Regions from separate parts of the Homo sapiens genome. Here region 1 is linked to region 2. A link is an interaction called in ENCODE POLR2A ChIA-PET data of the cell type or tissue named here. Cell type or tissue: MCF 10A. All regions are shown on one strand. Each heading gives the region's core, and the rest is flanking DNA. Links, peaks and the distances in the headings are about the cores only.

Region 1 (7,927 bases), core at 1,652-6,651, 150 kb after region 2:
TTGGAAACTTTATGTTGTTCAATCAGCAAATAGTGTATTGGGTAAGAGAAACACTAGGTTATTTTCAACCTCAAGCTATTTAATGAGATCATTGGAGTCAACTGGTCAACTGTTGTGACCTACGAGAGAGAATATTTTCTGGACTGTGTCTTTATTACTGACAGATCATTGTGGCAATGTGTAATATTCAATAACTGACTTGTAACATACCATACTGAATTGTACTACTTGTACAGATTGAATTACGAATGTGCTTTTATAAAGGCCAACTCTTTGGTCCCAGGAACCCTGAAGACCTCAAGTTAATTGCTCATTCAGCAAGAATTTACTGAATGCCTGATAAATCCCAGGCCTTATTCTAGTCTGAGGATTCTGAGATGAATAAGTCACTGTCTCTTCTCCTAAGGTACCCACAGTCTCACTGGGGAGATTCACAGAGGAATTGACTTCACCCAGGGTGACAAGTAAAGTTCCCCTCTTCAAATCCAAAGCAAGGCTCTAATGTCTCAGGAGTGTTCTTAATGCATCATCCAGAACTCCCTTCATTTTATCCTTAGATATATATTGGCCTAAAAAGCCTCAGCCTGGCATAGTGGAGTGGTTTGGGGCAGAGTAGACTCTCAATGTGGTTAGAGAGCACTGAGGACCCCTGCTTCTATGTGGACTCTCACATGGCTGAGTCTCCTCAGCCCCAGGTGGGAAAAGGGCTGGCCTGAGGTTCTACTGCTGCTGAGTCAGATCCTCCTCTCTTGCTAGACAAAGAGCATTTTCCTCCCCAACAACAGCGTGTCAGACCGAGCTCCCTGCACCATCCTCCCCCGCAATCTCCCAAGCACAGTATCGACACTTGAGATGGACTGGAAGGCCCTGAGCAAATATTGGCTCTTGAGAGGTTAATAATTTACAAATGAACTACAGCTGATAAAAAAAAAAAATCAGGGCCTTTGCTGCTGGGATATGGTGCATGACATGCATGCAGCCAGTCTTCTCCAGTGGGCAACAAAGTGGCAGGCACCAGCTGGCTCCTTTATAAAGGTTTAGAGAGGTGGGCCAGACCTTGTTCTTTCCCATATAACAACGGGAGTCGTGGGGAGCCCGAGCGTTTGGTCAAACCACCAATATTTCTTCTGTACACAGAAGTCCAGTGAGATGCATAGGCAGCACGCTTCTCCTGGGGGCAGCTTGGCAGCTCCATTCTTCATGCCAGGAAGGACATCAGGATTTTTATTCAACTCCACAGGCCTGCCACACCATCCCACCAGCCTTTGCAAACCACTTCTGTACTGTGACTTAGACCCCCTTGGACAGGCAGGTGCCTATGTTTGATCCCCTGCAGAGAGAAGGAAACAAAGCCCACTTTTTAAAGCTGTTGTTGATTCCTTGGGATTTTGGTGGGCACATACAGGAGTGAGCAAGATGAAGCAGAGGAACAGAAAAAGCCTGCCAGCAAGCAGCCCGTGCATTTAGGAGCTGAGAAAGGAGCCCACAACAAATGGACAGAACCAGAATCATTCTGTGTGGAAAAGAGGTGGTTTAGAAGAGAGGGGGCGGTGGCTGTGTTCATCCTGGGGAGTAGCATAGCAAGGAACAAACAGACAAGGTTCAAGAGGATGAAATGAACTCCTCCTTCAGGAAAGAAATTACTAGGCTTGGACATGAAGAAACTGTTGTGTTGCAGAATGGATATTTCTATTCCCTGCTCTACTCCATTGTCTGGGCCAGTACCTATGGAAGGCAGATTAACACCAGAGAGCATTTAGTAATTTTAGTAATTTTCTCAGGTGAAGAACCAGAAACTCTTTTTACATAGTAGTCCATAAAAGCTATGCTAAGAAGAAACCCATTCTGGCAGTGAGAAAGTTTGTGCTGTTTTATCATCCTCTCCCCACCCTGCTACCCAGCCCAAAGTAGAACCCAGAACAGCACACACATAATCACACTCAACACACAAATACACACACACAGAGGACATAATCACACTCACACATACACACAGAGGACATAATCACACTCACACACACACACACAGAGGACATAATCACACTCTCACACACACACAGGACATAATCACACACACACACTCACACTGCACATATTACACTCACACTGGACATACACACACACACACTGGCACACGCACATACTCAGATGTACTCATACACGTGCTCAGACTTGCACATACACTCAAAAGTAACCAAACACAAGTGCTCACACTTGCATTCACATACATGCTCCCAGGTGCAAACACACACGCTCCCAGGTGCAAACACACACACAAACTCATACCTGAGCCCATCAAGAAGAGAGCTGGGGGAACAAATGACCATGCCTGAGCCTGGGGAGAACAGATGGAGCCAGGCAGAGAGTCCTGGTGGGAGGCTTTCAGCCCTGCGCTTCCCCACATCTGCAATGTCCTTCGTGATCATGTCCACACACCTCCAAATCTTACCCACATGTAGGTGCCCCCAGCCAGAGAGGCTGCTCAGCCCTTGTTCTTGGGAACTGCTTCCACTGCACAAAGAGGGGTCTTAGCAGCCATGTTTCTGGGGACAGTTCCCCTGGCCATAGCTAATGAGTTTACAGACTGGAGTCCTGACACTCTGCTTGATTAATCACATTAGATCACCTGGAAACTGAATGTTTCATCAGAGAAACAAAGAATGTTTGGCACTGAATTACATTGACAGGGGAACTCTCTGGGGAAGGGCCACAGATTCCACCACAGGGTCCCTGAAGATCTTTGCTTCTCACCCCTACCTGAGACTTACTTGTTGAGTTTTTTCATGGGTTCTGTGAGATAGTAGAGTCTGCTGCCTGTGAACACCTTTTGTTACAAAAGCTAGACTCACTTTAATTTATTTGCAAAAAAACAATTAATATACCATCCATTGTAATTCTATTCAAATATCCACTCCTGCCCATGTCTCCAGCTAGAAGAAATCTGTTCATCCTCAGAGCATTCAAAGCATTTTTATGGCCTCATTTTCTTCCCTGTACCATTCATTTCTCTCTTACCCTTAGTACTAGATCATATGCTCCTTTAAGGTACAAGTTATGTTTTTTTGTTTTGTTTTTTGTTTGAGACAGGGTCTTGTTCTGTTATCCAGGATGGAGTGCAGTGGCATGATCATAGCTCACTACAGCCTTGACCTCCTGGATTCAAGGGATCCTCCCAACTCAGCCTCCCAAGTAGCTGCGACTATAGGTGCACCACCACAGCTGGTTAATTTTTCATTTAAAAAAAATTTAGTAGAGACAAGGTCTTGCCATGTTGCCCAGGCTGGTGTCAAACCCATGAGCTCAAGCGATCCTCCCACCTCAGCCTCCCAAAAGTGCTGGGATTACAGGTGTAAGCCATCACACCTGACCAGAAGCCATATTTTACTTTATCTTTTTAGCCCACTTAGCAATTAGCACTGTGCCTTCCACACAATAGTTTTTGATAAGCATTTGTTGTACGAATGTGCAAATGCATGATTGAATAAGTGAGCTAATAAGTGATCTCAGGTGATGTTAAGTATGTCTTTTACTTTTCCTCCAGGAATTTATGGGGTCTTGGTCTCAGAAGCTAAATCTCCTCACATGTGAATCAATTCATTTTGTTTCAACATACATTTGTTGACATCAAACATGTGCCAGACCCTGTACAAAGAGGACACAAAATGAGTAAGACATGGACTGTCCTTAAGGAACTCATGTTCTCACTGCACCAAGGGTGGAGGTTGTGAATAAGGCAAAGGAACACAGCTCCCCGCCCCGTTCACCCTGTACACAGCCCTGTACACCCTGTTCCCGGGAACAGCAGAGGTAGGAAAGTCACAAATTGTACATCCACCCCAATCTTGCAACAAGAGTGTATTAAAAGCCATTTTTCAAGGCTGAGTAAGAGTTTGTGACCTGATAGACGATGGCTGGCAAACTCATTTCATCATAAATATCACAGCAGATAATATACTTCAATACAAGTGATGCATCTGCCTATGCCAGGATCCTCAGAGTGAGTAATGCTCCTCCAATATGGGCTTCTGAAAGATAAACAAATTATGGGCTGTAATTACCTGACATTTGAGTTTCCTTTTTATGAGATTTTCTTCACTCTAATCACACTCAGAGTGGGAGGATGGAAGATACAATTGGGGCTTAAAGAAGGGAAGAAGAGGGGTCTGCTCTCTCAGCAGAGAGGCGGATGCCAGATAAACAGCTCCTAAAGAAGGTGCTGGTGCTTCTGTCCCTCTGGAATGAGAGGAAAGGCTCAGCAAGTAGGAAGATGTGCAGAAAGTGGAGAAATGAGAAAGGAGAGAGAGTGGTGATTTCTCAAGTGTGTGCATTTTTAGACGATGCCTGTGACAGAAAAGAAATTCTCTTCTCTGACGCATACATATCACATAAAGACATAATGCATGCTATGCAGACAGAATTCTACATCTTCAAACTCTCCCCGCTGCAGAGCTCAGGCGGAGATTCACACACTCTCTAGCCCACTGTGGACCTTGAATTTGACCCTTCCTCCTTTCTGAAGGCAGCATTTCTCATCTCCCCTTCAAAGGTTTGCCTTAAACTTCACTTTTACAAATCCTTTACCTCCTGATAGGCTCCTGTCTGCCAACATCGATTGTTCCTCCAAAATGTTTCCTCTATGGGCCTGTTGTTAATATTTGTACTTGAAAATTAAACCTCTCCTTACACAGGGGACCAGACTCTATTGAGTCTGTGGCTTCTTCTGAAGGGTCAGAGAAATATTTCAAGATGGGAAGGAAGTGTGCCATAAAAAATAATAAATCAACAAATGAGAGGGTCACAGTGTAATGTAGTAATCTCTAAATTGGACGTCAGGAAATCTGGGTTTAATTAGAATCTTCACTGTTTCTTATGAAAGTGATGTTTCTTTGCTTCAAGTCAATTTTCTCCTCACTTAAAATGGGAATCACTTATTTGGTAGGTTGCTTTAAGGATCCAACGTCATAATATCCATAAAATTCCATGTCACCTTCTGGGTTCCATAAATATTTATTTCATCCCAGCCTCCTAAGTCTGAATAATAAAGGACTATAAATGTGCACAGCATTCTTTGTTGTACTTTTGAAGGTCTTTTCACACTAACAACATTCTCCAGAGGCAGGAAAGACTAAAGCAGTTGCCTTTTTTTTAATTGATGAAGCCATTGAAAGAATTCAGGGAGGTTAAGAGACTTGCCCAGAGCTATGTGGAGACTGAAAACCCAGATTCTTGAACCTTTCTGTGGTCCTCAAAGACAGCATACTTACCTGGGAGGGTCAGGTCAAAAGGGGGTCCCTTTTATGAACTATTTAAAAACTCCTGGCATTTCTGAGCAGAGAAGCAGCCCATGTGGCAACTGAGGTGTGAATCCAGTGGATATGAACTTTGCCTCAAAGAAAATGAGCCAGCTGACACCTGATGCCAGAAATGCAATGGGTGAGATCAATGGTTTGAATCTGAAAAAAGGCAGTGGGGGGGGTGGGGTGTGTGGGGGGCGTGCTATGCATAGGGAGAAGAAGTATGCATGAACTTAGTGATAAATTCATTTGTTTCCTAGGGTACCACAAATTGGTGGCTTAAAAGAACATATTATCTCACTGTTCTGGGAGCTAGAGATCCAAAATCAAGATGTCAGCAGGGTCATGTTCTCTCTGAAGGTGCTAGGGAAGATTCCTTCCTTGACTCTTTGTAGTTTTGGGTTATTGCCAGCAATTCATGGTGTTCCTTGGCTTGTAGACACATTGCTTCAGTCTCTTGTTTCCGTAGTCACACAGTGATCTGCCAGGGTGTGTCTGTTTTTGTGTCTCTTCTCCTCTCCTTATGAGGATACCATCATATTGGATTCATGGTGCACCTGTACCAGAATGACCTCATCTTAACTGAGATGGCCATTAATTAAATAACCAATTGAATAATTAAATAACCAATTAAATAGGTCATTTGCAATGACCCAATTTCCAAATAGAACCACATTCTGAGGCTCCAGGTAGGACACAAATTTTGGGGGAACACTATTCAACCCAGCACAATAAGAAAATGAGAGCCAAGCTGAGGAGGAAGAATGAAAACCTGAGAAAGAAAACTAGGTGAAGAGGGAGACTATGAGACAGAAGACAGACAAAGTAGAGAGTGAGACAGAGACCAGAGGAGACAGAAGTGGAAAGACAGAGTGAAAAGATGAGAAAGGAAGAGAAAGAGAAGGATGCTAGTGAAGCACAGATACACAGACCCCTGCACACACCATGTGGGAGACACACAACAACTTGGTGTTTAAAGAATTTCCCCCAAATATGCACCTTCTCTCCCACTAGATGCCCACTGGGCAGCCCTAAAGCTGTTACTGTAGAAACTGAAGTAGACATCCTCTTTGGGGTTAATAGATGGCCCCAGTAAGAGAGACCAGTTAGTCCGTTGGCCCTCACATTCCTACTTCCTCCCATGACTCTGGCTCCAGGGGCTTCCAGTTTTCAACGTTAGAACCTCCGTGATGGTTTTTCAAAAAAAAGTCTTTTTTTCAAAAGGCCAATTTTCAGGTGGTGTTATGTTTATTTACCTCCTATAGAGCAGAAAATGGGCCACTCAGGAGATGCGATGATGACACTTCCCCCTTGAGAAGCAGCTGTTCCTAGCTTCTGGCAAGCTGCTTAGGGTCAGACTGTCCCCATTTTTCATCCAACCAGATGTCATCCAGCGTTATTCTACAGATTCCATGTCCTGGTCTTTTCCAACTCACTGGAGTTTTCCAAAGATCTCCAAAGAGGTGCTAGCCACTTTAGTATCAGCCAAAACTGACACCAGGAAGGAGGAATCATAAATTAGCAGTAGGAAGGAGGCCTTGGGGCTGGCAGAACACCAGTGTGCAGTGTGTGTGTGTGTGTGTGTGTGTGTGTGTAAGGGGGAGGTTTTCATGGAGAAATAGGTGGAGGTAGAAAGATATCCATCAATATAGACCAAGACCAAGCCATTTCCAAGTTACGGGGCTCTAGAACCCTCTTTGTCATTGGAAAAATCACGCATTCACTCAGAACAGAAAGTCACATAGGACAGCCAGAATTTATAAGCTAAGATGTGCTAAGTCTCCCCTTGCTTTATTTTCTTTTGCCATATTGAAAATTTAGTGAGTTTGGCTTTAGGATAATAGTCCCCACTCCTTCCCTATCATAGAAACCACCATTTAAAAAGAGAAAGCCACAAGCTTGCAGGTCTCCTAAGGGAAATTTCCCATGCCAGCCTGACCTGGCCAGTAGTGTGACGGGGGAGATGTGGGTGAAAGGACAGAGGTGGGCAGACACCACCATAGCATCGTGCTCAGCCGCTGTGCCATCCCTTCGGAGCAGTGAGAGGAAGAGCCCTCTACTGGCAGGAGCATCTTCTGGGCTTCTGGGCTCCCCAGTCCTCTCACCTCCCACAGCAGGAAAGGCAGTGAGGTGCGCAAGCCCATCTCCAGGGACAGCCACAGAAAGAGCAGTGAGTTAGGAGACATTTATCTCACATGGCCACACAATGGAGCATATGCCTTAATTGTCATAGCAGCTGTTATTCATTCGTTGTTTCTCTTATTTACTCATTCATAGTTTTTTTTTTTTTTGTCACCACGGTTACAGTGGTCTATGTTAAGTACTGAAGGTATCAAGATGAAAAAAAGCTCAGTTCCTAATTTTAATTCAAAGCAAGAGCAAAGCAAGAAAAAGGAAGTGTAGGGGCTGAGTGCTCAGGGTCACAAACTATAAAGGAATGGATTCTTTCACCTGAAGGCAGGCTTTCCCATCGCCCCCACAGGGCTGCAGGTGTTTGGGGCCTCTTCTAACTCTGGATCTCTCCTCTGCCAGGTGTCTAGCACCTCCCTGATGACCTGATGACTTAAGACTCCCTTAGATCATTCTCACAATCAACTATGGCACCCTAACCCGTGGGCAGAATAAAAACCTCA
Region 2 (7,927 bases), core at 1,095-6,094:
GTCTCATCTATCTCTGCCATCAGACCTGCCGCTTCTCACATAGTTGCATATGGACAAGATGCCTCATTTTGGTGTGCACTGGGAGATCTGGCCTATCCATGAAACTCTCTCCATTGGTTGCCTGTTGAAAGGGCTCCCTACCAATTTGGTCATAACACAGACCAAATTGAGGAGGTTAAAAGAGATCAAGTGTCTGAACATGGCTTCTTTGGACTCTAGGAGGAGTTGATCAAGTGTCACTCCAGTGCATATACTGTTTTTATGCACAGTATGGATTTGAACATCCTGGTGAGTGAGTCCATGTTAACAGTATGTTCTCAAGCAGGAATATGCAGCTCTAGCTTCTGTTTTTAGAAAGCTCAGAGATTTTTTGCACTGGAAGAGAATTAGACATCCAACATCCTCATTTCAAAAGGAAACTGAAGTCAGAGAGGAGAAGGGACTTCCCAATGGTACATAACCTGCTATTGGCAAAGGTGGGACCAGAGCCCTTAAGTTTTTCAACTTCTCCAGCAAATTCCTCATATCTAAGAGCAACGCTTCAGTTTTCCTTAATAAAGTGCCCCAGATCCTCACATTCATCCCTTTCAGAGTGCAACTTCCTACTTGGTTTACAAATGAGTCAAGAAAAGAAAATCTCCTCTTTAGCAATGTAGTGTGGGACCAGCTCACTTGAGTATGCAAAACTTGTCCTTGAGAGCTGCTAGCTCTTTACTATTTTTTCTGGGTGCAACAGTGTGCATGTCACCCCACCCTTACTGCCTGGCTGTCTTCACACATCACCTTCTCTGAGAGTGCTTCTCTAATATCCCCACCCAAAGAGCTCCCCACATATGCAAATCCATTGATTATCATGTCTCTTTGCTTTTTCAGTCTCCATGAAAATTATTGAGACCTAAGATGTAAGACCTATTTCTGATTATTTTGTTTATTGGTTGTCTTCTCCCACCAGAATGTAAGCCACATGAGGTTAGGAGCCTCTCTGTCTTATTCTCTGTAGTATCTCTGGCTCCTAGAGTACTGCCTGGTACAGGGTTGCTACTTCATTATTTCTTACTGTATATGAGAATGAATGAGTGAATTGAAAAGCAATTGAACTCTGGTTGTGCCTTACAGGTATAGCAGAAGTTGTCTGCACAGAGAGGAAGGAAGGAGACGATCTTTGATATGAATTCTGTTGGCCAATGAGGCCTAGAATGTTAACAATTAATGGCCACATTTTCCTAGTTAACTACAAAGCAAGAGTGAAAAGGAGATAATGTTGGACTAACTATTTGACTACATTGTCTGATTTATCCAAAAGGTGGTATGGAATTTTGATCCAGTAGTGGTACATCATCTTTGATAATACACACGTACACATAAGGGAGTGTACACACCCATATACACTCACTCACACTCTGCTATTGCCTACTACCTATTAGATACTCCCAACAAAAGCTCTTAAACTAAAAATGACATGGTGTTGTTAAGTTTCTCAGGGAAATCCACCTATCTATGGAACTCAAGAGAGCAGAGGGCTGGTCTCTGGAGAAAAATAAAACAGGGTCAAAAACCAATTTTATTTGTTATTTTTCACTGGAAATACATGGTTAATCCAAGAACTAGCAAAGAGGTGTTGAAAAAGATTCTCTGATGTCATTTGTTTTTTCTTTTTCTTTTTTTTTTTTTTTTTTTTTGAGACGGAGTTTCTCTCTTGTTGCCCAGGCTGGAGTGCAATGGCACAATCTCAGCTCACTGCAACCTCTGCCTCCCAGGTTCAAGCGATTCTCCTGCCTCAGCTTCCTGAGTAGCTGAGATTACAGGAGTGCGCAACCATACCTAGCTAATTTTGTATTTTTAGTAGAGGCGGAGTTTCTCCATGTTGGTCAGACTGATCTCAGACTCCTGACCTCAAGTAATCCACCTGCCTCAGTCTCCCAAAGTGCTGGGATTACAGGCCTGAGCCACCGAGCCCAGCCTCATTTGTTTTTTCATACAGATATATCTCATCTGCATTAGAGGTAGATCCAAGATTAAGATGTGAACATGTTCCAGCTTTAATTTCAGTTGTTTTTCTTTTTTAAATAAAGAAAAGCCAGCAATACAATTTGTTTCTCATTGAGCACTATACACATTCAGCTATGACTGAGAATTTAGAAGATACAAATTCAAACTCCAGTTTAATTTCCTTTTTCCTGTTTGACTCCAAGCTCAGTAGGTGATCTTATAAGTTGACAGGGGTAACATTGCACCTATTAGCACTTGTCAACCAAAAGTAGATTGTTCGGGTTTCAATAAATGTTTTTTTGAATTGGATTTAGGTTGGTGAGAAAATATATTAAGTCAGAATTCTTTGAGGCAAATTACATATTGAAATGAACAGTTTGGTGTTCATCCTGTCTACCATCCCCCTCAAAAACAAAGAGACAGACAGAAAGAAAAAAAAAGCAGAAGTTTTGCTTTTCTAAGCTACGAGAATTTCTTCTGCTGCTACATCTGTGAACGCTTTACAAGGCAATGTCTACAGTTTGAGTTTTACAGCCCATTTTGATTGCAGTTTACATGACATCTGGGGCTCTATTTTTGGAGAAATTTCAAAGCTAGTGACTTCCAGTTTTTAATCAGCAGTGTATTTATTTTCTACCCTAGCATAATTGTTCATGGCTCCACATTGATTTTTTTATAGGAGACAATGCAAAATGATAATCAGAGTGAATTAGTAATTTGATCTTGTATCTGTCAAGGCTTGATGGCTTTTACCTGCTCTAGAGGCTAGAAGGCAATGTGCTGACCTCATTGTGTTGAAAAAAATTGAACACATCGTGGTTGTCAAGGACAAGACATTCTCAGTCATAAGAACAAAGAGAGCAAGAAAGGCTAATGAGGGAAGAGGCCATACAACCCTGAAAAGTACACAGCCTCCTGCCCCTCTGCTCAGAATCTGGGGTCATGTTTGCAGCCACAGGTGCCACATGCAGAAGTGTCAGAGGTGTGAAAACCAGAGCAACTCCATCTTGAATAGGAGCTGGGTAAAATAAGGCTGAAACTTGCTGGGCTGCATTCCCAGACAGGTTAAGGCATTCTAAGTCACAGGATGAGATAGGAGGTTGGCACAAGGTACAGGCCATCAAGACCTTGCTGATAAAACAGGTTGCAGGTTGCAGTAAAGGAGCCAGCCAAAAACCACCAAAACCAAGATGGCCGTGAGAGTGACCTCTGGTCATGCTCACTGCTGCACTGCCACCAGCGCCATGACAGTTTACAAATGCCATAGCAATGTCAAGAAGTTACCCTGTATGGTCTAAAAAGGGGAGGGATTAATAATCCACCCCTTGTTTAGCATATCATCAAGAAATAACCATAAAAATGGGCAACCAATAGCCCTCAGGGCTGCTCTGTTTACAGAGTAGCCATTCTTTATCCCTTTACTTTCTTAATAAACTTACTTTCACTTTGCACCACGGACTTGCCCTAAATTCTTTCTTGCGCGAAACCCAAGAACCCTCTCTTGGGGTCTGGATAGGGACTCCTTTCCAGTAGCGCATTTAACAGAAGGACAGGCTGTGCAGACATTATTTTCGCTCCTTTCTACTGAGAAGGGAAAACACCACAATTGAGCAGCCTGCTCCTCTATAAGTGAATGAATAAGCACTTGCTTTTCATTGTGGGTGAGTCAAATGGCCTGGCATATATGCAAGTAAGAACTAGAGCAGAGGCTGCTCACCTGCAAACTCACATCAGGGCTTCTGCCCGGAATTACGGTATTTTTTGTTTGTGTGTGTGTTGTTGTCATTGGCTTCTTTTCATAGGGGTTTGGATGAAGCTATTTAAACACATGAGACAGCAGCCACTAGGACTGTATCTAAGAAGGTAAGTGGTTTGCCCAGGGTTACATGGCTAGTGGAAGAGCTAGTCTTTACAAGAATCTTTTACATAAACCAAACCAGGTGAGGTAGGATCAATAAGAGGGTGAAGTGAGGAACCGACATTTTTAAGAGCTCCATGAAATGAAGGAGCTTGGAGAGAAAATTGATAGATGGTACTTTCAGTAGCCCAGCCTCCTCCTGTAATTTCTGGCTTCACCTTTCTCTAAGCCCTCCTTTGCTCTGAGTTCTGTCTGGGCAAGTCCCAAGCTCCTGGAATGCATCTTTGCCTTCCTTATCTGGAAGCTAATCACTAAATAGCAGGTGGCGGAGATTCTGGTTTTCATCCCTCTTTCTCTCTCCCTTTCTCTCTTTTACTCACTTCCTCAGGGCTATGAATTTCTGAATCTTAAACAGGAAACCTCCCTGATTTGTTCACACCTGGAATGCCATTCTATCTTTGTTTGAAGAGTGCAGAAATTAGAGCGCGGGAGAATCAAGAGAAGGAGCTGTTGTGTGAAGAGGGAAGAGAGAGGTCAGCATTTAAATGTGAACACACACACTGAGAGGCACATATACATGCACACAGTTTAATCTAAGCTAAGCATTCTTTCTTTCAACTCCTGCATTTCCCTCCTCATCTCCACTGCCAGCAAATGTCTTACAAGACAAAGAGTATTTACTGTGTGTCACTTCAGTTATCAACACTCTGCACAAATAGGTTGACAGAGGAAACAGGCAAAGTACCTTTGCAGGCCCATTTGGGGTTGAAATAGCAACTAGACTGCCTAGAGGCTGCCAGATATTAGCTTACTTATTGCTCCTGCAAATGTTAGAAGCTGGCTCTTGAGAGAACCTGTCATCAACATCCCTGTCCCCGTGGGTGTCAGGAAGGTTCGGCCTTCTTTAAGGTAGGCACTGTGTCCTCATGGACTGTTCATTTTGGGAAGAACCTTGGGAGATCACCTGGTTCAAGCTCCTGGCTTTAGTCATTGTTTGTCTCTAAATCCAGAGACCAATGTTTGTGATCTACTGACTCGTAAGCTCCCTATGAGGAAAATGGAACAAAATATTGGGCACAAAGACATAAATCTAAATGCATGGTTTCTAATCTGTGGACCCTGAGATCCCACAGGAGCACCATATTTGCATGAATCAGTGCTTATAGGTTGACCAAATAGCATGATTCACACACATATATTATAATACTTCTAATGGTTTTATTCATTCATTCTACAAATACAGTACTGCTTTGTGCCAGAAACTGTGGTAGGTGCTGAGCATATAATAGACAGGGAATAAGTCAAACTGACTCTGCCTTCATGGAGCTTCCTGTCCAGTGGTAAAAACAGGCAGAGAGAGCTGCAGAAACACAGAGTGAAAGCAATAACTCAGATTTGGAATATTATATAGATAAGGTTATGATTAATAGAACTCAAATTCCTTTAAAGGTAGTAGTCTCTGTCTGCTATTAAGCATTTGCTCTACCAATGCATTCCTAAATGTATTTTTATCTACATGACTATACATGTTTTCAGATTCAAATGTGCTCTCCTGACTAAAAAGATTGGATACCACTGACCTAAATCATCTGCTAGGATTGCCTTTTCTATCCCAGGTGAATAAATTAAATAGCTATGTAGTTTTCCCTTTGCCACTGGAAGTTTCACTGAAAAATCAACTCATGAAAGGCAGATTAATAAGAGAAAAGGCATAGATATTTGTTCACATTCATGCGAGAATCACAGGGTGATTTCCCAATATCCCAGTGGGTTACAGATGCTTGTATACCTACTTCTTGAGGGAAAGAGAGATGGGACATTGTGGATGACTTTAGGGACATTAGTAAATAATTTTCAGGGCAATTCAATGGCTGTGAAGAATATACAATGGCCTGGGAGAAAGTCTGTTGGGCCCACAGAGCAGAGAGTAGTTTGTGATAAAAGTCTGCCCATGTTTGTTGACAGACTTCAGTTTTTCTTCCTGCGATATGAGTTCAGTTAATGAAAATTCAGAGAAGGGATCAGAAGTAATTGTTTTCGTCTTTGGTAGGTGTAGATCTTAGGCAGATAAGGGAATTTCAGAGAACAGCTTCATCCTTCTCCATGATAGAAGTAAAGGATTGAGAGACAGAAGCGGGTAGAGAGGGAAAAACAATTGTTCTCCTTGGTGGGTCCGTCTGATCTTTACGTAGATAGGGGGAAAGTCTCCTCCAGCATCTGTTGATCTCAAAGGACCTTTAATTTAAAATACCCATTATACCAGGGAGCTATATTTTGGGTGAAGTTTCCTGTGCTCCTTCAGCAAGAAATAATATTTTACCAATATTCCAGTAACCCTCAGGGAACAATTTTTTCATAGTTCTACACTGGCTTTGCATCACTGAAAATTAATCTCAGAGTTCTCTGTACCCCATAACCCAAGAATGCTACGTCTCTGGGGAACCCTGCAGAAACCCAGAAAGAGCATGATCATTTGGTTATAAATTCCACCTCCCTAGTGGGCAGCCTCATCTCTGTCCTTGACATGGGTGAGGTTGGAGGCAAAGGTTTGTTGTTGATTTTGGTATGCTATGGAATACCAGGCCTGGAGCCACAGGACATGACTTGTTGCTCTATTAGACATGCTAAATAAGCTCCTGAAACAAAGAAATCAAGCGAAGATTAGATGGGAGGATTTTCTTGTCAAGAATTATGAATGCAAAAATAACCCTGAAAATATAGCTATAGTTGAATAGGGGCTGGGCAAGACAATGGACAGAAAGATTTGTTAGACATAAGATCCCACTTAAATCAAAATGATCCACCAAGGCTCAGCTCCCAATGGGGTCTCTATGTGCAGATTCAAGGGTAGAAATATTGTAGGGACGTTTTTAGTATCAATTCTGCATTAGACAATGTGATAGGTATCAAGCCTACAAATACCAATGAGATATAGTCCTTTAACTGTCTTCTTTTAGTTAAAAAAAAAAGTAATTGTCAATACTCATTAAAAATATAAATAAATAAATAGTATTTTAAACTTTGTGACAATGGGCAGAACAGCAACAAGGAAAGCAGGCCAAGGCACTGGGTTTGGAGTCAAGAGATGGGTTTTATCCTGGTTATATGTTGAATTTACTTCCCACCTTGGGCAAATCACTTCCCTATCTAATCAGTTTCCTAACCTGTAAAATGACAAAAATCACTTCCACTTCCTAGTTTTATGATTCCAGGTCCAATACAAGAAGGAATTTCTTTTAAGGGCCCCCTTAATCTGGTCAAAGTTATCCTTCCCAGCAGGGCAGAAACTTCACCTGTTTGCATTAGGCCTGGGTTGTGGGATAAGCTATCTCCTGACAGACCCCAAGAGTCTCCATCTTCCAGTCCTCCCCAAGTGACCCCATGAGAAGACGTATTAAAGGAAGGAATTCAAAACAGTATGGCCCATGTAAAGAGTATCCTTTAGGAACAGGATCTGTTTACTTAGTGGCTGGAAACTTAAATGCATGCATTGTATACCGCCCAACCCCCAACTCCCCACCCCCACTGCTATCATAGCCATTAAAAAAAGGAGCATAGCAGATCTCTGACAGTTAGACCTTACCCATTTTCAGCTCTGGACTTTCACTGAGGTAATATCTTTACCTGTTGCCAACTAGACCTGTTGGTGTGTGTAACTGTTTCTTCATTCTGACTCATCACACCTTGCTTGTGGCAGCGAACCCAGGCGCCATTGTTTCCTGGTGATCTCTGGCCTACTTTTTCCCAAACGCTGTGAGGCAGCCATGGAGCCTTGTGAAAGAGATTGACTTTCTCTCAGGTAGCCAAGGGCCTTTGGGACAGCTACCTCCTGATCCCCTTTAACCCCAGGGGGAACTCTGAAGGCTGAGCCCCTCCTAAGTTACAACATAGAAGTTAGTTCCAGTAAAACTTTCCAGGCTCTGCTAATTCCATAAGGGACTCTTAAAGAATGAGAAATGGAAGCCCAAGGTCTGCATAAAATCCTACATGTGCTAAGCCCGCCAAAATCAGTTTGTTGAGGAGAAGGAGCACAGTAGGAAGAGCTTTTGTATTTTCAATTCAGATAAACCCCAGTAAGAC

What was found. ChIA-PET counts read pairs that join two places held together with the same protein. Peaks named below come from ENCODE experiments on the same cell type or tissue, not always from the same donor. Only the 100,000 strongest peaks of a DNase experiment are listed, where the experiment ranks them.
Region 1: POLR2A ChIA-PET joins it to region 2 with 16 read pairs; 2 of 35 experiments call an interaction of 5 or more read pairs at or near these places.

Annotation. Positions count from the first base shown.
Region 1 is chr1:209,527,350-209,535,276 of GRCh38, forward strand. It overlaps LOC105372898 (a long non-coding RNA gene), which reads right to left. Exons shown (of 7, transcript XR_922535.3): 4 at 3,898-4,025; 5 at 1-1,330. Among named protein-coding and RNA genes, the nearest start is that of CAMK1G, 52 kb to the right of the region's middle. In MCF 10A, for the core only: no CTCF peak of the experiment used is centred there; no DNase peak of the experiment used is centred there.
Region 2 is chr1:209,379,940-209,387,866 of GRCh38, forward strand. No RefSeq gene overlaps it. Among named protein-coding and RNA genes, the nearest start is that of LINC01698, 12 kb to the left of the region's middle. RefSeq lists enhancers at 3,637-4,384, 4,385-5,133. In MCF 10A, for the core only: no CTCF peak of the experiment used is centred there; DNase peaks (open chromatin) are centred at 3,702 and 4,112.